2 separate regions of the Homo sapiens genome follow, and region 2 is linked to region 1. A link is a loop called in an ENCODE intact Hi-C map of the cell type or tissue named here. Cell type or tissue: endothelial cell of umbilical vein. All regions are shown on one strand. Each heading gives the region's core, and the rest is flanking DNA. Links, peaks and the distances in the headings are about the cores only. Region 1 has its middle 54 kb from the start of TEX36. Region 2 holds the start of LOC105378544 (a long non-coding RNA gene).

Evidence for each region. Hi-C counts contacts between places; a loop is a spot of excess contacts. Peaks named below come from ENCODE experiments on the same cell type or tissue, not always from the same donor. Only the 100,000 strongest peaks of a DNase experiment are listed, where the experiment ranks them.
Region 2: a loop joins it to region 1, with 13 times the contacts of the local background. A loop is called at or near these places in 3 of 110 quality-filtered maps.

What each region holds. Positions count from the first base shown.
Region 1 is chr10:125,624,247-125,634,434 of GRCh38, forward strand. It overlaps a transcript of TEX36 not described here. Among named protein-coding and RNA genes, the nearest start is that of TEX36, 54 kb to the right of the region's middle. RefSeq lists a silencer at 5,534-5,828. In endothelial cell of umbilical vein, for the core only: a CTCF peak has its summit at 5,726 (motif pointing left); DNase peaks (open chromatin) are centred at 2,315, 2,585, 5,705 and 9,515.
Region 2 is chr10:125,516,152-125,526,339 of GRCh38, forward strand. LOC105378544 (a long non-coding RNA gene) reads left to right here and starts at 5,716. Exons shown (of 3, transcript XR_946438.2): 1 at 5,716-5,823; 2 at 7,215-7,380. RefSeq lists an enhancer at 1,748-2,490. In endothelial cell of umbilical vein, for the core only: a CTCF peak has its summit at 6,156; no DNase peak of the experiment used is centred there.

The DNA.
Region 1 (10,188 bases), core at 1,571-9,570:
GAACTTCCCAAATGACAGTGAGAGACACCGATGCTCATGTGAATTTTGACAGGATTCTTTCTCTGAGCTCGGGGCAGGTGCGGCTCCACACAGGTTGAGTGTTGGGGGTAGTCAGAGACCAGAGAAGAAAGTGGGGAAACCCAGGGGCAGACATCCTCATGTCCTCCAGTCCTGAGCCTGTTTGGGCTCTGAATCAGACCAAAGGATTTGATTCTCAACCCTGTCCTGCAAAACAGATCAGAGGGTCCTGAGGAAGAGTTGCAATGGGTCATGACTGGTGGGGCTGGTCATAGCCAGTCAGAGGTGCCATACAGCCCCAGAGGTCTCCATACACTCCCCACCAAGCTTGTTCTGGTGAGCTCATCTTCATTGGAGGTGGGGAATGACCCTTCCTCAAGATGACCAAATACTCATGAGATGTATAATTCTACAGAAAAAAAAAAAAAGGCCTGAAAGCAGCAGCAGAAACAGAAACTGTATGAATTTTAAAGGAGTGTTGTCCAGCGCACTTGGGGAAATGGCACAGAGGGTTTTGTGAGAGGGGGCTCGGGGGCAGATCCCAGGGAAAGTGACTGTCCTTTCCGCAAGCAAGCACAGCCACCTAAGAACAAGCCATCTTTTTGCATAAAGAGATAAGGAAGGGGCACAAAGGCGGGCACAGATGTCCAAAGGCAAGAGCCGTCAACACAGGAGCCAAAACTGCAGAGGAGGCCAGGGTGACCTTGGCCTCTGGAGAACAAATACAAGCAAAACAAAGTTTCCAGGAGACATGCCAGACAATTGAGATGGCAATCTCTCCAGATCTGGCAAGGGCAACACCTCTTCCAGAAAGTCCGTGCTGACTCTTGCACCTCCCCAGTACTCCAGGTGGCCCCTGGCTCAGCCATCACTCAGCTTTTCTCAGGACACGCAGACGATATGCGTGCATCCTAATCTCCCACCAGACATGAGCCCCTCCTGGGCAGGACTGCCTTATTCAGCCCTGGGTCTAAGCCCAGAGCCCAATTCCAGGCCCAGCACAAAGTAAATGTTCAATTAAACTTTGGTGACAGGAACTGAAAATAGTTTAGCACCCCCCACCAAATCCACAAATTTTACTTTGTGGGTGTGCAGTGTGACATGGAAGGCCATTAAAGGGTTTGAGTAGAAGACAGAGAGTTGCCCAAATTGAAGGTAAAAGTCAGATTTGATCCAAAGGTTATTTTGATGTTCTGGATCAGTTCATAGTTTAGTCTAAAAATGTTAGTTTCCATCTGGGGGTTGGCAGAATTGTGTGTAGTAAAACCTCAGTGACATGTTCTCTTTCAAAAGGAGAAATAAGAGGCAGACTGGAAGGTGAAACATGACACAGTTGTTATAAATAAACTAATTTTAACAACTTTATTGAGATGTAATTTACATAACATAGATATAGAACCATAAATATGTCATACGTGTTCAACTAGATGCAACCTCTCACAGAGAGCAAGGAACAGAACGTTGCCAACACCCCAGAGGCGCAGCCCTGGACTCTTCAGTCTTGGCACCTGACCCAGTGCAGAGCCACTTTCGTGGCAAATACTTTCTGTGTATCTACCGGGCTATGTTTCTCCAAGCGATGCCACCGCTGCTACAGGTGAAGGATTTCCTCAACTCTGAGCACGCTCCCTCTGGTCATGGGTTCTGTCGGAGTTGGTATAGTGGACACCGAGGTGTGCCGCCCAGACCGCCCCCTGCCATGAAGGAGGCATTACCCATCACCTGCTCTCGTAGACACCTTCAGGGACCACGGCTGCAGAGAACGACCTCACCCAAGGTTACAGACCAGTGCAGGTGATAAAGGTCAGGCCATCTTAGCCCAACTCAGGACAACTCTGAAGGGCCATTCTAGCTCAGAGCACCCCTGGGGTCAGCCAAGAAGCCACTTTTCTGCCGCTGCCCAGTCCTGCTCCCTCCTCCTCCCTTCTACAAGTTCGGTCCCACGAGCCCTCCCTGGTAAACAACCTGCACACTGAACTCCACCTCAGACTCGGCTTGCTGGGGACCCAACCTGCAACAGTCGGCTCCCCATTCAGCCTTCCTGCCTTCACTTTCCACAGAGGGTGCTGAGTGCCCCCTATATCCTGGGCCTGGCATCAGGACTGGCCAATGTTGACAGAATAGTCATTAACGCTCATGTGCCTGCTGTGGTGCTGTGCTGTTTACAGAGCACTTTCATGCATGTTATCTCATTTCCTTTCTTTGTCTGTGCATTCATTCATTTACTCCTCATCCAACAGACATCGTGAATGCTTGCTCCACACAGAAGTGAAGATATAATGAAGAAAAAGACCTTTCCTTCCCCTGGAGAGCTCACAGTCAACTGCACAAGGCTGATGTCAAACCAGAGAATTCTCCCAGGCATTAAAGCCATGATGGAGCAGACACAGAGGCCATGAAGTGGGGAGAAGGAGGGCAATCAGGGAGGGCTTTCTGGGGAGGTGGGAACTCGGAACCAGCAGCTGGAAGCAATGGGATCCAGGAGAGCACTAAATCCAACACCGAACACTACAGTCATCCCAGCAGTGCAAGAAACCTGCACACAAACCAAGCTACTCAGAGGTTTCTATTGGTCTAACCCGGGATGGCAGGAAGTCAGAGACGTCTAATGGCCTTGCACTTCCCTCCAGCACGACCTCCTGGAGGCTCCTTCCCACTGGGGCCTGGGAAATGGAAGAGAGGAGACTGAAAAGGGAAGGAGGGAGTTTCCGGAGGGGGCTGGTGGGATTGCAAATGAAAGAATAACAGGATCTTGGAAAGCTGCCCCAGGTCCCACCTCAAGCACTGGATTAATTTAAATCCTTCTTTGCCACTTTCCAGAGTCAACAGGATTTGCTAAGTGTTGTATCTCCCGTAGGAGAAGAACCTTGAGAGAAAAAGATTTTTTAAATACATGTAAGTGAGATGTTTTCACTAATCTGATTTTGGGGCATATTGACACTTGTGAAATATTTAAATGCTTAATTGTGCTGTCAGACACACTACTTCAGAACATATCTGGATAGAAGAACAATGAGCATTAGATTATGCTTTTAGATGTTACAGAGATGAAAATATATCTTGGCTATTTATCAAATTAATCACCCTATAATCTAAAGACAAATGGGATTCCTAGGGCAGTATTCAGCCAGTAATTTAATGCCTAAGTTTTTCTGATCAATAAACCATTGGCCTGTTAGAATATTTAAGTCATGCTTAAAGTCATTCAGAAAAAAAAATCTATTAACTTAAGTTCTTGAAAGCATGTCTTTAATTTAAAACGTCATTTTCTATTTAAGCATTGCATTTTACATTATTCTAAAACAATCCTGATCTTTTTTATCTTAATTTTAATAAAAAGAGTGAAACAAATATTTTGAATCAGAACTATGGCATAATGTATTGTCTTTTGTTCAATTAATATTTTGTTCAACAAATATACAAATAAATAATGCCATCGCATTGTACAACTCCAGGGGACACCATTCCTGTTTTATCCTTGAGAAACATCCAGGTCTGCGTGAGTCCTTGGGACACCAAGGGATAAAACAGAGCTCTGGGAGCTGCAGACGCCAGCACAGGGCACTGCAGAGCCCAGAGGAGGGTGTCAGTCTCACTGGTGGATTTGAGAAGGTGCCAGGCGGTAACACCTAGAATATCAAAGCCACAGGAGACTCTTCAAAGATTATCCAAATGAGAGATTAAGAGACTTGTCCAGGCTAACTGAAGTGACTGTAAGACCAGAGTCACAATTTACTGCCTGTCCAAATTTAGTATGCCTACACTCACTGGTTAAAAATTATGCAATTTATTGGTGCCTTAAAAAAACTATTAATAAAATGTATTTGAGACCATGTAATGATAAGAAGCATTTGGCACCTGAAGGAAAAAAATGCAAGTGTGGTGTTGTAGAATTCTGTCCTATGAAAACATCTGGCTTTGTGTGCTTGTCGTGGAAGGGAGCAAAGCTTTAAAGGATTCCATCTGGAGTCACTGCATTAGCTGTGCCCACTTAATGCTAACAGGCTGCAAAGCAGCGCATGTTCTGTCGAAAATGATTTCCACCTCAGCACCCTGAATATGGAAGCATAGTTAATGTCCCACTATATCTTATTTGTTATTGTGGCCTCTGGTGTGGGTTTGTGGCTGCTGTGCAAAGTCTTCCTGGAATCATATTGCAGTGAACCTTCAGAGAGGAGAATGGAAAAGAAAAGAAGCTGCTTTTTAGAAGTTGCTTTCTTTTGGAATAGATGAGCATATCAGTCTCTAATAACACTGACCAGGAAAGGCTTCCTTTGTCTTGATTTTTCTCTCCCGATGATGATAATTAGATTTCCGGACACAGGAAGGAAGTGTGGAATGGAGCATCGTTTTGGAGGAATCTTTTAGAAGTGCTTCTTGAGATCGTGCATGAGTATGCAGCTGGTAAAGAAGATGCAGTGTTCATCTACCATCTCTGTTTTCAGAATCATTATTCTAAAGATTTTTATAGAGCGAAAAGCTGGGGGATAAAAAGTAAGAGTAGTTAACTGTCTAGGGAGTGCCTGCTGCATCCCAGACATTGTCACAGACATCCCAGGTGATGCATGATCACAGGGAGACTTGTGGCTGTGGTAGGGGGGACAGAAGAGTTACTGAGGACTGATGACGCATGTGCCGGGCATGGAGTTTCATGCTTTATATCCACTACCTTATCTATTCCTCACAACATCCTCTTGAGGAAAATAGAAGTGTGAGCTCCATTTGACAGGCGAGAAAGCTGAGGTTAAGAAAAGCTATTTCATTGCCCAGTCATATGACTTACACCCAGCCTGGGAGCTCCATGGCCTCTCTGTAGTTCGGAATTTGTGCAGGGCAAATTGCAAGTAAGCCATCAGTCAGAGTCTGATATTTCAGCCTGATCTACATCATAACTGCAATTAAGCTGGGCTGCAGAGACCAGCACTGGTCACTCACAAAAAAAGGACTGACTGTGTGGTGTGCAAGGAGCACCCTGTGATAGAGACGATCTGAAGTTCATATGAGATATTTTGAAAAAACAATTTGTAATCAGAAAAAACCCATGTTCTGAGAAACCTGTTTCCTCATCTTTCTTGAAGAAATTGAGGCGACTTCAAATTTACCCAACGAATTACTTCATTTTAATGTCAGAATGCATGGGGGGAGGTTCTGAGGTGAAAGAAAAATCAGTGTAATTGCTTCTTTTTTCAAAATCACATATTACTTTGTTCATTATAAAATAATGAAGCATTATTTAATCCAATTATGAAATAAATGAGATTGAGTAAATAGCACATCTGCATTCATTCGGTGATATAAAGTCAGGAAATGTTTATCCCACTGACATTTAAAAATAGCAGCTCTATTTTTCTTAGTAATTAAATTATAGGTGTTTTCATGACAAGAATATATTTTATAATAAATACAAATATGGCATTGTTAAATTAACTGTTAGGGATGAAGGCCTTCCCAGCTGGCTGGGTTTTGAAATGTAGATTCACTTCTTCAAAACCGAAGTCTATCCATCACCATGATCAATATGAAAGAAAATCATCAGTGAATTTTTTTTTAAGTCACTGTGAGAGACTAGGGTTAGGTCCGCAAGGCCCTATTCCAGTAAGTACACCTGCCCTTTGGATGAAATTTTTTTTAAGTCACTGTGAGATACCAGGGTTAGGTCTGAGAGGCCCTATTCCAGTATGTACACCTGCCCTCTTGTGGTATGCATCTGTATGATCACATACTATGCATTTTTAAGACCAGAAGACATACAATATTCCAAGTGGCTGTCTATAAGCCAAGCCATAGGGCCTAGTCCTCAAATAGTTCTGATTCTTTACAACAAGTGTTTTCTAGACGCCTCCTCTGCTAGGCATTAAAAATCTCAATGTGCTCATATTTAATGACAGCTATAATGGAATGAAATTATTTTATTGGCATTTTATTATTTATTTTGTTTCAGCTACTAGGGGTGCATAACAAGTTACCCCAGAACTTCATGGTGTAAAATGTCCATTCTCCGAGTCAGGAATTCAGACAGGGGATGGATTATCTGGGGTCTCAGGAAGGAGGCTCAAAGTCTGGGGGCTGGATACACTTGAAGGCTTGTTTACTCCAGTGGTGGATGAGACTGACTATAGGTGGGAGCCTCGGTTTTTCTCAGTGCGTGTGGGCTGTTCATGTGGGCTAGTCTGGGCTTCTTTAGAGCACAGTGGCTGTGTTGCAAGGATGAATGTTCTGAGAGAGAGAATACTAGGCAAAAGCTCTATTCGTTTTTATGATGCAGCCTCAGGAATTAGACATGGTCACCTCTGCCATATTCTACTGGACACAAAGGGCCAGTTCTTATTTAGTATGGGAGGGGACTGCCTAAGGACATGAATACGGGGAAATGCGAGTTATTCGGGCATCTGGAAGGCTGACTGCCATGCATGTCGATGGGAAACTAGTGTCTGTTAGGGGGATGGCACCCGGTCCTAATGCACTCTCCATCCAACTGCGAGCCAGTGTGGAGGGTTGACGTCCCCTCCCCTTCCCACTTCCACTGGAATGTCTCCAGGAAGATGATCAAGGGGAGAAGTCCTGAGAGAGGAAATTACCCAAGGGAAGAGACCCAGTCTTCCAGGATGTAGCTCTGGAGTTAAAAAGGGAGGCCAGAGGCGGGGCTGTAGCACAGATGGGCAGGAGGGGGTCAGGCTCCAGGGAAGGGTGGGAATGGGACTTCTCCCTATGCTCCTGTCTCAGGTTCTCTTCCCCATCCCCACTTCTGCCTGCTTTTTAAGAAAGTCCCATCAAGGACTTCTGGGAGAAATACGAATGACTAATAAACATTTTTGAAAAATCTTCAATCTCACCAGTAACCCTGGAAACAGACACTGAAGCAGCAAATCAGGCATGCTGAAAGGATTTTATTAGGCAGGAAAGGTATGGTCAGAGTGCTTTCTCCAATGACTACAACTGCATTTGATCAGAACATTGACTGCTGCCTATAATTATCTGAGTACATCTCAAGTCTTAATTCAGATTTTTTTAAATGAGTATTTTGACTCCTAAAAAATAGCGGGTATTTAGGAACACCAGCTGCTGACATTGTGGTCACTAATCATGAGCTATTTCAGAAGCCCTCTGTGTAGCCACACACCTTCGGGGTGGGCCTCGGCTGTATGACGGAGGAGAGCCCTGTCCTGATCTTGAACATTCTGTGTCATCGCCGGAATGAGAGAAAAGCGCATTTTCTGAATGTGTTCTCTTAGAGGCAGGAATGATCAACTATAGAAGCCAGAGGAGGATGCAACTCATTCTCCTTGGGTTTGGAGGGATTTAATAAAATGGAGTGACCAGGGGCAGCGTTGGGATGTGTGAGGATCCAGAGAAGATGGATTGCACCTGGGTCTTGAATGACAGGTGAACAGGATTTTTTTCTAGGTCCTCCCTTCTGGTGGGTAGGGGGAGAAGCATTCTAGGTACAGAGAACAGCATGGCCAAGGCCCAGCGATGTCAACGCGTGCTATATGTGTGGGAAGTGGCAGGTGCCTGGTGCCCTGGTTGCTGACACAGAAAGTGAGTATTTGGAAGCAAGTGAGGCCACTTGCAGAGGCTGGTACAGAGTGGTCAGGGGCCATGCAGGGAGGACGAACTTGGTCCACTGGTGGGGAGCCTGGCATGGTCTTTTAAGCAGGAACACCAAGCAATCAGGTGTGTATTTTAGGAGAAGCCCTCCGTGTGGTGGCGTGTGGAGGAGCAAGAGGATAGGACAGAAGATGGCAGCAGAAAGCTGGAAGTGAGGGGGATCTGGGGCAGTGTGTGTGGGAGTGGGAAGAAGGAAATGACGAAAGAGACTGTCCTCAGGCTGAATGGCAGGGTGTGGGCAAGGGGCATCTATGAGGACTCCCAGGCTTGGGGCTTTGGTGACTACATAGATGGCAGTGTCTTCAAGCAGACAGAATGTGGACTCTGACGAGGAGAAGAGTGGTCTGGGGGAGAGGTGGCACTCACATTTGGACTGGCTGAGTTGATGTGCTCGTGAGACGTCCAGGGAGCAAGTCCAGCAGAAACCAACCCTGGTTCTGCCTTGGGATATTTATCTGGTGAAATCCTCTTGGCTTGTCTGTGTGTCTTCTACCCACTAAGATGCACAGTCCTAAGGGAAGAGACTCTCCTTCTTTGTCCCGCATCTCCTGTGCCTAGTACAGGGCCTGGCACCTTGGAAGGTTCAGTAGACTTAGCTGGATAAACGGCTCTCTACATAAGGGACTGGCCCACAAAATGCGTTCAGGAAGAGAAGCTAAGGGAGGGAAGAGGGCCCAGAGTGTAACTCTGAGGACCACCTTTTGAGGAATGCCTAGAAGAGAAGCTGGTAAAAGTGATGGGAAATAAGAGAAAGGAAAGAGCGGGAGAACAAGCCCAGCTGGTGTATCTGTCACCAGCTGCACGAGCTGCTCAGCTACAGTCCCTGTTCCACCTGGCAGTATGGGCTGGGGTGGGCCAAAACTAGTTCCGTCCGCTTTTCTGCAGGATCCCCTCCCAATGGACAGCCAGGTGAATAAGCCAGCTCATGTCTCTTGAGCCATTTTCTTACCAAAGATCAGAATTACATGCACACTGGCCAGGTGTGGTTCCCCTGTAATCCCAGCATTTTGGGAGGCCAAGGCAGGTGGATCATTTGAGGTCAGGAATTCAAGACCAGCCTGGCCAATATATGAAACCCCGTCTCTACTGAAAATACAAAAATTAGCTGGGCCGTAGTGTCATACGCCTGTAATCCCAGCTACTCCGGAGTCTGAGGCAGGAGAATTGCTTTAGCTTGGAAGGTAGAGGTTGCGGTCAGCCGAGATTGTGCCACTGCACTCCAATCTGGGTGACAGAATGAGACCCTGTCTCAAAAAAAAAAAAATTATATGCATACTTCACTTCATTGCCTCATCTTTCCACTTTGTCTCTCCAGAGGGAAAATTCCCTAAAGACGGTTAATTACCTGAAAGAATTCAATAGGTGGAAAGACCTGATGAGAGATGATTTTTTGTTAATGGTGGCAACTTTGGAAATCCGTAGGGATCAACATCTCTCTAGATGAAAGCTAAGAAACCCAGTCTGCTGATATTTGGTTGAATTTCTTGGGCTACAGCTGATTTGCTTGACATTGGACACCTCCTGTAATGCTCTCAGTTCTGGGTAATGGCATCTGCTAAATAATTAGCTAATTGTTTTACCAATCGATTTTTTAAAAACATTCCATTGTAAAACCTATATAGCAGGAGAAAATGTAGAAAACAGAGGGAAAACGATTTCCCCAAATCCTGCCCCAACACAAAGGTTCTGATAGCGATTGTGCACTTCCAGTCCCTCCCCATAAGCAGACGGCTTTTTAGTTGCAAACACCATGTACCTCGTATCCTGCTTTTTTCCCACTGAACATTATCTGATTCTTTTTTATGAGCAATGAAATTTGATACGAGGTGCTGCTCACATGATGTTTGGAAAAGACCGTTGTTGGAAGGATTGGTGAGTACTTTCTAAGCCCCATCGACATCAGGGAATCAGGAAATTAAACTTTTTATTTATTGGTCTTTGACTTTCCCATAAATGGACACGGTTCTACGTTGTTTGACTGCATTGTAAAAGCAGACGCCTGGCGAACAAAGGCATGCCGATGAGTAATTAGGCATTAAGCGGGAGGCAGGGAGCACTTTATGGGGCCCTTTAGTACCCACCCCTCTGCCTCTAGGGTTCAAGTCTACCCCTCAGCATTGGATACCTTTACTTTCTTGGATTAAAACAAAAAAAAACTTACTTTTTTTGGAGCAGGGAGGTTGTTTCTGGCTTTGTTTTGTTTTTGCCCAGATGTTTAAAAACAATGAGCTGACCTTTGTATATTCATTTAAGGGAGGGGATAAAGGATGTTTGTTACATACATGATTTTTTAAAAATCCTGTTGTCTGAATCTTATTAATCTTGCATAGTGCTTGAGTGATTGGGGACTTAAAATATAGAGAGTGTGATTCCTTCAGCAGAGCCAGCAGAAGCCAGGTCCCAACTTTGCAACATCTCTCTTTGATGCCAAGCAGAGGAGGTGACCTGACCTCATTTACCTCCACACATTTGATGTCATTCCGGAGAGGGTAGGTTGTTATGACAAGTTCTTCTGTGAGCCCACTGGGGTTTTTAGTCTTGATCCGAGTACTGATGGGGGAG
Region 2 (10,188 bases), core at 1,453-9,452, 110 kb before region 1:
TTAGCACAGCCTGGTGGTGGGTGCCTGTAGTCCCAGCTACTCGGGAGGCTGAGGCAGGAGAACCACTTGAACCTGGGAGCCGGAGGTTGCAGTGAGCTGAGATTGCACCACTGCACTCCAGCCTGGGTGACAGAGCGAGACTCTGTCTCAAAAAAAATAAAAATAATAAATAAATATTTAAAACAAAGAGAGGAATGCTCTGTATTAACATGCCTCACTAGGCGGGGTTCTAAACCATGCCTAGATGCTCTCTGGACCCCATCTTGGAGTTGCTGGAATGTTCTTTTGTGTGTGAGGGAGATTCTCAGACACAACAGGCCGGCTAAATCCCTGCTGGCCTCTGGAGATGGAGCTTGGGTGACTGTGATCAAAATAAAAGATGATTCCTGAGAAACAGAAACCTGCAAATGCCGTGACAAACTTACACCTCGGGTTTCTTATGAACACATCTGAACCTGTGACTGGAATGTTCTCACAGTTATTTAAGTTCCCTGAGTACGGTCAGTTTTCCTCCTCACTGTATCATTTTGTTGAAATGTAAGAAAAAGAAAACTGAGAAATGATATCCTTTCAAATAAGTGTCAGAGAGCCAAAAAATGTAATCATCCAAGTACAAACATTTCCAAACCTCTCAGATATAAGACAACACAGTTAAATCATTTTTATTATAGGCATAAAATAAAAATTATAAAATATTAAATGTTTATGAGTATGGACAATGCTTGTTAACAATTTCCAGTGTAGATGGAATGACTTAGCAATCAAAATTATCTCATAATGATTTCCATGATACATTAAGTTCACTCAGTTTCACCCTCAGGCATTGAGTGGCAAAAGACAATAGTATCTTTATCATATTTGAAATATCAGATCTACATTCAAGAACCTTTCCACTGAGGCCTTTCCCTTCTCTGTTTCCTAGTCTTTCAATGGTGCACAGCAAGACAGAAGGACAGTTCAATCCCTTGGGGAGGTGGGTGTGAGCAGAAGGCTCCGTTCCATCTCATGTCCCCTGAGGCAGCTACACCCGGGCAAGTTCTGTCTCCAGCCAAACTTAAGAAGGGATGGGTCAGGAAAAGGTATCATTTTCTGTGGAAAGTGTTGGAAGATGGCAAAAGCCATTCTGCTGCAAGGGCCCTTCATCCAGGCTTTGTAGTGTGGGGGTCACAGCTGGACCCACACATTTGTGTTATATCTGAGCCCAATGACAACTTTCATTCGGGCTGGCCAGGTGAGGTAGAGGAAGTGACTGCCTCTCTCAGGCCCCATTGGAGGCTCCCTTAAACGATACCCCCAATTTTCTGAGACTATGCAGCCCCCAGAAAGCCCACTTAGATTATAATAGCTTACTAAGCCAGTATAGACTGGCAAAGAGGTTGATAGAAATTCAATGCAAAAGCCCACAGGTAGGGTTGAACAAGGTAGACATCTGTGCAGGGGATGGAACTGGCAGAGCTACAGGGGCCCAGAGCAGGGATGTGGCACCCCACTGGAGTGACGTGGGTGTCCACACTCAGGGGAAGGCAGCTGCCCAGTGCAGGATGTTGGAATGGGTAAAGAAGGATATCTTCGAAAAACTTCCCCTCCCCCTCCCCCTCCCCCTCCCCCTCTCCCTCTCCCCACGGTCTCCCCCTCCCTCTCTTTCCACGGTCTCCCTCTGATGTCGAGCTGAAGCTGGACTGTACTGCTGCCATCTCGGCTCACTGCAACCTCCCTGCCTGATTCTCCTGCCTCAGCCTGCCCAGTGCCTGCGATTGCAGGCACGCGCCGCCACACCTGACTGGATTTTGTATTTTTTTGGTGGAGACGGGGTTTTGCTGTGTTGGCCGGGATGGTCTCCAGCTCCTAACTGCGAGTGATCCGCCAGCCTCGGCCTCCCGAGGTGCCGGGATTGCAGACGGAGTCTGGTTCACTCAGTGCTCAATGGTGCCCAGGCTGGAGTGCAGTGGCGTGATCTCGGCTCGCTACAACCTCCACCTCCCAGCCGCCTGCCTTGGCCTCCCAAAGTGCCGAGATTGCAGCCTCTGCCTGGCCGCCAACCCGCCTGGGAAGTGAGGAGCGTCTCTGCCTGGCCACCCATCGTCTGGGACATGAGGAGCCCCTCTGCCTGGCTGCCCAGTCTGGAAAGTGAGGAGCGTCTCTGCCCGGCCGCCATCCCGTCTAGGAAGTGAGGAGCGTCTCTGCCCGGCCGCCCATCGTCTGAGATGTGGGGAGCGCCTCTGCCCCGCCGCCCCGTCTGGGATGTGAGGAGCGCCTCTGCCCGGCCGCGACCCCGTCTGGGAGGTGAGGAGCGTCTCTGCCCGGCCGCCCCGTCTGAGAAGTGAGGAGACCCTCCGCCCAGCATCTGCCCCGTCTGAGAAGTGAGGAGCGTCTCCGCCCGGCAGCCACCCCTTCCAGGAGGGAGGTGGGGGTCAGCCCCCGCCAGGCCAGCCGCCCCGTCCGGGAAGGAGGTGGGGGGGACAGCGCCCGCCCGGCCAGCCGCCCCTACTGGGAAGTGAGGAGCCCCTCTGCCCAGACCACCCCGTCTGGGAGGTGTACCCAACAGCTCATTGAGAACGAGCCAAGATGACAATGGCGGTTTTGTGGAATAGAAAGGGGGGAAAGGTGGGGAAAAGATTGAGAAATCGGATGGTTGCCGGGTCTGTGTAGAAAGAGGTAGACATGGGAGACTTTTCATTTTGTTCTATGCTAAGAAAAATTCTTATCCTGTTGATCTGTGACCTTACCCCCAACCCTGTGCTCTCTGAAACATGTGCTGTGTCCACTCAGGGTTAAATGGATTAAGGGCAGTGCAAGATGTGCTTTGTTAAACAGATGCTTGAAGGCAGCATGCTCCTTAAGAGTCATCACCACTCCCTAATCTCAAGTACCCAGGGACACAAACACTGCGGAAGGCCGCAGGGTCCTCTGCCTAGGAAAACCAGAGACCTTTGTTCACTTGTTTATCTGCTGACCTTCCCTCCACTATTGTCCTATGACCCTGCCAAATCCCCCTCTGTGAGAAACACCCAAGAATGATCAATAAAAATAAATAAATAAATAAATAAATAAATAAATAAGAAGGATATCTTCATGGGGTGGGGGGTGGAGACAGGTTGATGAGGGCTGTCAGGGCCCGTGTGCATGAGGAGGGCATTCACATTGGACTCTGATTAAATAAATACTTAAGGTTAAGGATAATGGGAGCCAGGTTTCTTGTTGCCAGAGAAAGGAGTTGCAATTATCGAAAAGAAGAAAGCTGAAAACTTGTGAGTGTTGGTGTGAACACATGGTTTTCAATGTATACAGAAAGAGAAACAAATGTCAATGTCAATGTGTGTATGTGTGTGTACATATATTTCCTAGTTCTGTCCACCAAGAGAACCTGGAAGCAGGGACATTCCAATAGCATTGAGCACACCCAGCACCTAGATATTGGTTTCTAAATTCCATTCTTGCTGAAAGAAACCTGGGCTCCCTGAAGAGATGGCTGCTTTCATGGCTGGCACAGAGAAAGAACAAAATGAGCTTGGAATTTCTTGTCGTGCCCAAAACTAAGAAAGTACTTAAGAAATGATGGGATTATGCCAAAAAGACACAGGAGCCAGGTTGAAGGGGCTCTCATTGCCAAATCTAGGACAATTTGAGGGTCAAACTAAATCATCATTTTAGTAATGGATTATGACCCACTGGATAAAATAGGAAACCACGAGTCCACATTGATATAAATAAATGAATAAATTGAAAGTATGATGAGGTAGGATGTTTACATAGTCTCAAATTACCTCCCCACAAAATACTTATTAATTACAAAGAGGAAAAAAACAAAATCAAATAGAAAAATTAATTACAAATAGAAAAAAAAGGTCGAGCAGATTCCACCTTAATCAAGTGATCAAAGTGAGCAAAATAAGTAATGAGACAAATTGAGATTTTGTGCCCCCTGAGAGGAAGCAGCCTCATGTCTATGGCATTCCTGCCACAGATACATACCATGAATCTAATCTTGAGGAGATATCAAACCCAAATTGAGGAAAATTCTGCAAAATAACTAGCCTGTAAACTTTGAAGTGTGAAGGTCATCATAGGGAAAGAAAAACTGAGGAGATTAAAGAGAAATGACAACTATCACATGTGACTCTGAACTGGATCCTTTTGCTATAAAGGTCATTATCAGGACAATTAGAAAAACTTGAATGTCATCTGGGGGTCAGATAACAGTGTTATATCAGTGTTAATTTCCTGAGTGTATGGTTGAATTTTATTTATGTAGAATACCCTTGTCTGTAGAAATACACAATACTTACTAAATATTCTTATTGGCGACTTTCTCTGGTTCCTAAAAATAGTTCTTTGCACTATACTTGCAATTTTTTCATACATTTAAGATTTTTTAAAAAGTATTTGATAATTACTTGTCTCTTCAATAGACATTGACTCTCCTTGTACAATCGGCCATGGCCAGCCTCATTAGGTTTTGCACAATCTGACATTCTGAAATACACACATTGATGAGGAGATGGAGTTTGGGAACATTGAAAATAGCTGACTCTACAGACAATTCCATTTTTGTTCTTATTACTACAAATAGATTCTTCATTTTCTTTGTTAATCACATTCTCTGTTTATCAGGGATCTCTACATTGCAGTTTTCAGCTAATGATTATGTCCAAATGAATGCATCCTATCTTGCTGAACATGATTCTTCAGTAGATGCAGCAACATGACTTCTTGAAAGATTATATCCCTAATGGTGCAAATTATTTAATTATATCATTTCAAAATGAGTCTTTCACTTTGATTTATATAAATTCCAGTATACGTTCTCCTAATTCATGAAACTTATATACCTGAGCCTTTGAGCCCGATACGCCCAGTAAGTAAAAACCTTTTGGCAAGCAAATTTGCCATCTATTTACTTCCTTCTTGACCTAAACCTTCATTTCTCTTAAAACCATCTCTTACCTCCTCAAGGAAGCCTTGGAGTCAACCCTTCCTTGGAATTTTCCCACATTTCTATTCTGTTATGTAATCATTTTGTAACTCTATAAGAAAATAAACTGTTTTTGTATGAGTCATCAACAAAGTAACATCTTTTCTATATGGAACAATTGTTTTTAATTCCCTGGTATGTGTGCATTATTTCTCAGTACATTGTATGCACTCATTTTATGTTGTCGGCAAACAACAGTTTTTAATGCTAATAATTTTATTCTATTAAAGATGTTTAATACTTATACATATAAATGATCATATTATGCACATATTTCTGCATCTTGCTTTTAAAACTCAACAACACGGATATCCCTCCAAAACCAGTGTAACTTTAATTTATTTTAAAGTGCTGCTTAATATTTTATAATGTGGATGTACCACAAGTTTCTCAGTCATTCTGCTACTAACAGGGGATATTTAATTTCCTTAAATTTTTTTTCCTAAACACTGCACAAATAAACACCCTTTTATATATGTCTTTATGTCCTGCTTTTATTTTGGTAGGTTAGATTCACAGAATTGGGTGATACATGCATGTTCAATTTTGATCAATGTTTCCAGGTAGAATTTTTAAAGGACTGTAACAATTTACAATGTATATATATTCTTTTATGCTCCTCCCTAAAAATGCCAGGTATGAATATGGAGTTTTTTAAACTTGTTTCTAGTAAGCTGCCTGTAAAGTGATTCATTTGTTCAGTAAGAGAAGCTTACTGAAAATCTTCTGCCTACCAGGCACTGTTGCTGGCACTGAGGATGTGACAGTGAGCCAAGCTGGTCAAGTCTCCACACTGGCGGAGCTCACATCCCAGGAGGGAGTCAGAAGATAAACAAACACATAAATATTTGGTAAGTCAGAGGGGACATGAAGAAAAGGGAATAGGGAATGAGAGGTATGGAGCAAGCAGTGCTATTTAAGGTAGGGTGCTCAGGAAAGATGTCTCAGAGGTGACATTTGAGCAGAGACCTGGAGCAAGTGTGGGAAGGTGTCACGGGGAGGAGGCTATGAGGCTGGTACAGGTGTGGGGTGCAGGAGGAACAGGAAGAGGGCTAGTGCGGCGGGAGGGAAACTTCCGGCAGTGCAGAGGCAGAGGCAGTACCACTGCTGCCCAGTGGGTGGCACACTGCCAGGGGTCCCACAGGCCCCAGGCACACCAGCTGAGAAGACGGAACTGGAGGGAAACTTCTTGTTCCCCTCCAGGGAACTGGAGTCAGAGGCAGTACCATGACTGCCCACTGGGGGCGCACTGCTTGGGGGTCGGGGGCGGGTGTCTCGCAGGCTCCACGTGTTCCAGCTGAGAAGACCGCTTCCTCCTCGGGCCAGGAAGAAGAATCCCTTTCTGCTCCAGTTTCCCTTCCGCGTCTCCAGTGCAAAACTGGCACCGAACTCTATGTTGGCTGCATGACAAATAATTGTTTCCAAAATTACGATTTGTCTGTTGACTCTATACAGAGCCCAATTTGTCTTCTAAAAGTTTGAAAACTGTATCTAGCCATGTATCTCTCTATTATTTTTAAATTTATAACTTCTAGGTTTCTAGTGGTGAAGGCCTCTTGAGCCCCTAGATGGTATGTGTAGACCCATGGGTTTTATGGAAATGTTTCGAGTTTTGGTTTTTTTGCTTTCACGTCTTTAGTCTATCTAGATCATATTTTTTAAGCAATGTGAGATAGAGATCCAATTCTCTTTTCTTTCAGGCAGCCATTGCACTGCCACTGTTTATTAAATAATCCATGTTTTTTCCACTGAGATGAATCTTTGTCATATATTATATTTTTGTATTTGTCAAGATCTATTTTTGAGTTCTCTCTTCGGTTCCACTGATCTGTTTGTCTATTCCTAGCTGATACCACAGTGACTTGATGGCAGGGCTTTATGCACGATCTGTTCTTTTGTAAGGCAAGTGTACTCACTGTTCTTTTCCATAACTTTCTCAGCTGTTCTGGGGGCATTTATTCTTCCATATAAGCTTTAATGTCATTCTATTCAACTAAAAAAAAGCTAATTGAGATTTTAATCAAAATTAGATTCCTTTTCTATATTAATTTGGGAGAATTGACATTTTATGATATTGTCTTCTAATCCAAGAAGAATATTTGTTCAGACCTCCTTTTAGATCATTCAGTAAGTCTTTGGTTTTCTTCTTTTAGATACTGCACTTTTTTGTTGAATTCATTTTTAAGTATCTGTGGCTTCTGTTACTATTGCAAATCAATAATTTTCCAGTTTCTTCTTCCAGGTGCTGTGTTAGTGTCCTGGCAGGAAACACATGGTGCACTCGAGTCGGGTACTGAGGAGAGTTTAAATATCAAGTATTGATTAAGATGTGGGCATGAATAAGGGAAGTCAACAAGGAGAAGAGAAGCACCCCCGGACGCCAACGCAGTGGGGCAAGGTTTTCCAAGGTAGGACCTGGAAAAAACGCTGTCACTGAGGCTATCAATGTAGTAGAGGACATCTGGCGAGGAGCTTAGCCTTTGGTAGAGGAGCCAGCCTTTGCCAATTCTCGGTCCAGCAGAAAGGAAGACACCCCACTGTCATCCTCCTCCTGCCCGTCACACTCCTGACAATGCTTCCCATAAGATGAACCCAGCTGTGAGCCTTGTATTAAGCCACGTTAGGTGTTAAAGCATCAATTCTAGTAACAAAAAACCCAAATCCCTTGGGGCTTCTCAGTATCCAATTGTATCATTTTTTAAAATAGGTAATTCTATCTCTTCTTTTCCAATGTTTATATCTATTATTTCATTTTCCTGTTGTATTAGTTTGCTAGGGTTGCTATAACAAAATATCACAAACCAAGTGGCTTAAACAACAGAAATTTATCATCTTACATTTCTGGGGCTGGAAGTCCAAGGTCCAGGTATCATCAGAGTTGGCTTCTTCTGAGGGCTCTGGGGAAACTTCTGTCCCACGCCTCTCTCCTAGGTTGTGGTGGTTTGCTGGCCATCCATCATCCCGGCAGAGAGCAAGGTGATACTTGGCTGGTAAAAGCATCACCCTGCTCTGTCTTCATGGTGTTCTTCCTGTGTGTGTTTTGTGTCTATTAGAAGGGGCCATTTGCATGTTTTCTTTGGAGAAATGTCTACTTACATCTTTGCTCATTTTTAAATTGGGTTCTTCTTATTATTGTTATTGAATTGTATGAGTTCCTTATGTATTTAGAATATTAATCCCTTATCAGACAGATGGTTTGCAAATATTTTCTCCAAATCTATAGGTTGCCTTTTCGTTTTGCTGATTGCTACTATGCTGTGCCAAAACTTTTTAGTTAGGTGTAGGTCCACTTGTTTATTCTTGCTTTTGTTGCCTGTGCTTTTGGTGTCATAGCCCAAAAATCATTGCCAAGATCCATGTCAAGGAGCTTTACCCTATATTTTCTTCTAGGAGTTTTAAGGTTTCAGGTTTTACCTTTAAATCTTTAATTCCTTTTGAGTTGATTTTTGGGTATGGTGCAATGCAAGGGTCGAATTTCACTATTTTGCATGTGGATACTCAGTTTTCCCAGAACTGTTTATTGAAGAACCAGTCCTCTCCCCATGGTGTGTTCTTGGCACCCTTGTCGAAGATCCGGTGACTGTATATGCATGGGTTTATTTCTGAGCTTTCTATTCTGTGTCATAGGTTTATAGACTGAAGTGTTCTCTTCATTATTGTCTAAGTAGTTTGCTATTCCCCTTATAATTTTCTGTTTGACCCAATGATTAGGTGGAATTGTGGTTCTTAATTAAGATTTTTGGTTGAATTATTTAATTATAATTTAAAATTTGTTGACATAATAATGTGGCCTTTAAGTATAAGCTTTTTTATTTCATTAAGATGTTTTAGTGTGACCAAGTGGGACTTGAGTTATTTTTGTCCATGATTCATGTACACAGGGGGGAAATGTGTACTCTCTATTTGAGATATGTAAAGCTCAATGTATGTCGGTGAAGTCAAGTTTATTGATGGTATTAGTGAATCCCTTTACATCCTTACCTTATACCTAGTAGATCTATCTCCTTTCATGTTGATATTTTTTAAATTAAATTTTACTTGCATTTTAACAGTTTCAGCTTAAGGTATTTAATTGTTACATTGTTGTACACACAGATTTATGACTATTACCTCTTCTACATAAATTTTGCATTTATCATTACACGATGTACCTCATTATTCCATTTAGCTCTATAAACCTAAAATTTCATTTTGTGACATTAATATTGCCATGCCAACTTTCTTTTTATATGCTTTTATCTGTTAGCTCTTTGATTACTCATATTTTCAACCTTTTCATAAAAGTTGTCTTTTATTTCTCATAAACGGCATAGAGCTGGGTTTTGATTTTTTTTTTTTTTTCGCTCTGTCATCCAGGCTGAAGTGCAGTGGCAGGATCTCGTCTCACTGCAAGCTCCACCTCCCAGGTTCACGCCATTTCCTGCCTCAGCCTCCGGAGCAGCTGGGACCACAGATGCCCACCACCATGCCCGGCCAATATTTTCTATTTTTTTTTAGTAGAAATGGGGTTTCATCTTGTTAGCCAGGATGGTCTCGATCTCCTGACCTTGTGATCCACCCGCCTCAGCCACCCAAAGTGCTGGGATTACAGGCGTGAGCCACCGCGCCCGGCCTGGGTTTTGCATTTTAACTTAATCTGATTCTCTGTCTTTTAATCCGTCATTCAACATTTTATATTTAGTGTAAAAACTGATATTCTTGATTCTGATTCTTCTGTATCCATGTTTATTTTTCATTTTTGTTTCCTCTTTTTCCTTTTTCTAATTTTTTTATTTAATGAAGTTGCTATTGCTTCATTTTCCCCTAGATAATGAGGAACTTCTACCAAACATTTCTATTCAATTAATAGTCATTGCCCTTTCCCCAGAACTGTTAATCAGAAACATATTAATATTTCTGAATTATTGTTTGAAATCAAGGTACCAAGACTATGTCCCTAACCAGGATACACTCTTTCCCCTCTTTTACTTTATCTCAGTAAGGTGAAATCATTTTAAAAATGTTCTTGGTTATTCTTGAAATTTTATTTTGTTAAAATTTGGGGTTGATTTATTAAGGGAAAAAATCAACAAACACAAAAACTAAAAAGGAAATTGGGATTGTGGTGAAAATTTCATTAAATAGGCTTTGAGGAGTAGTTGCATTTTTACAACATTGACTTTCCTGATCTGAAACATTATCTGTCTCTATCTATTCAGATATAATATAATAGCCTT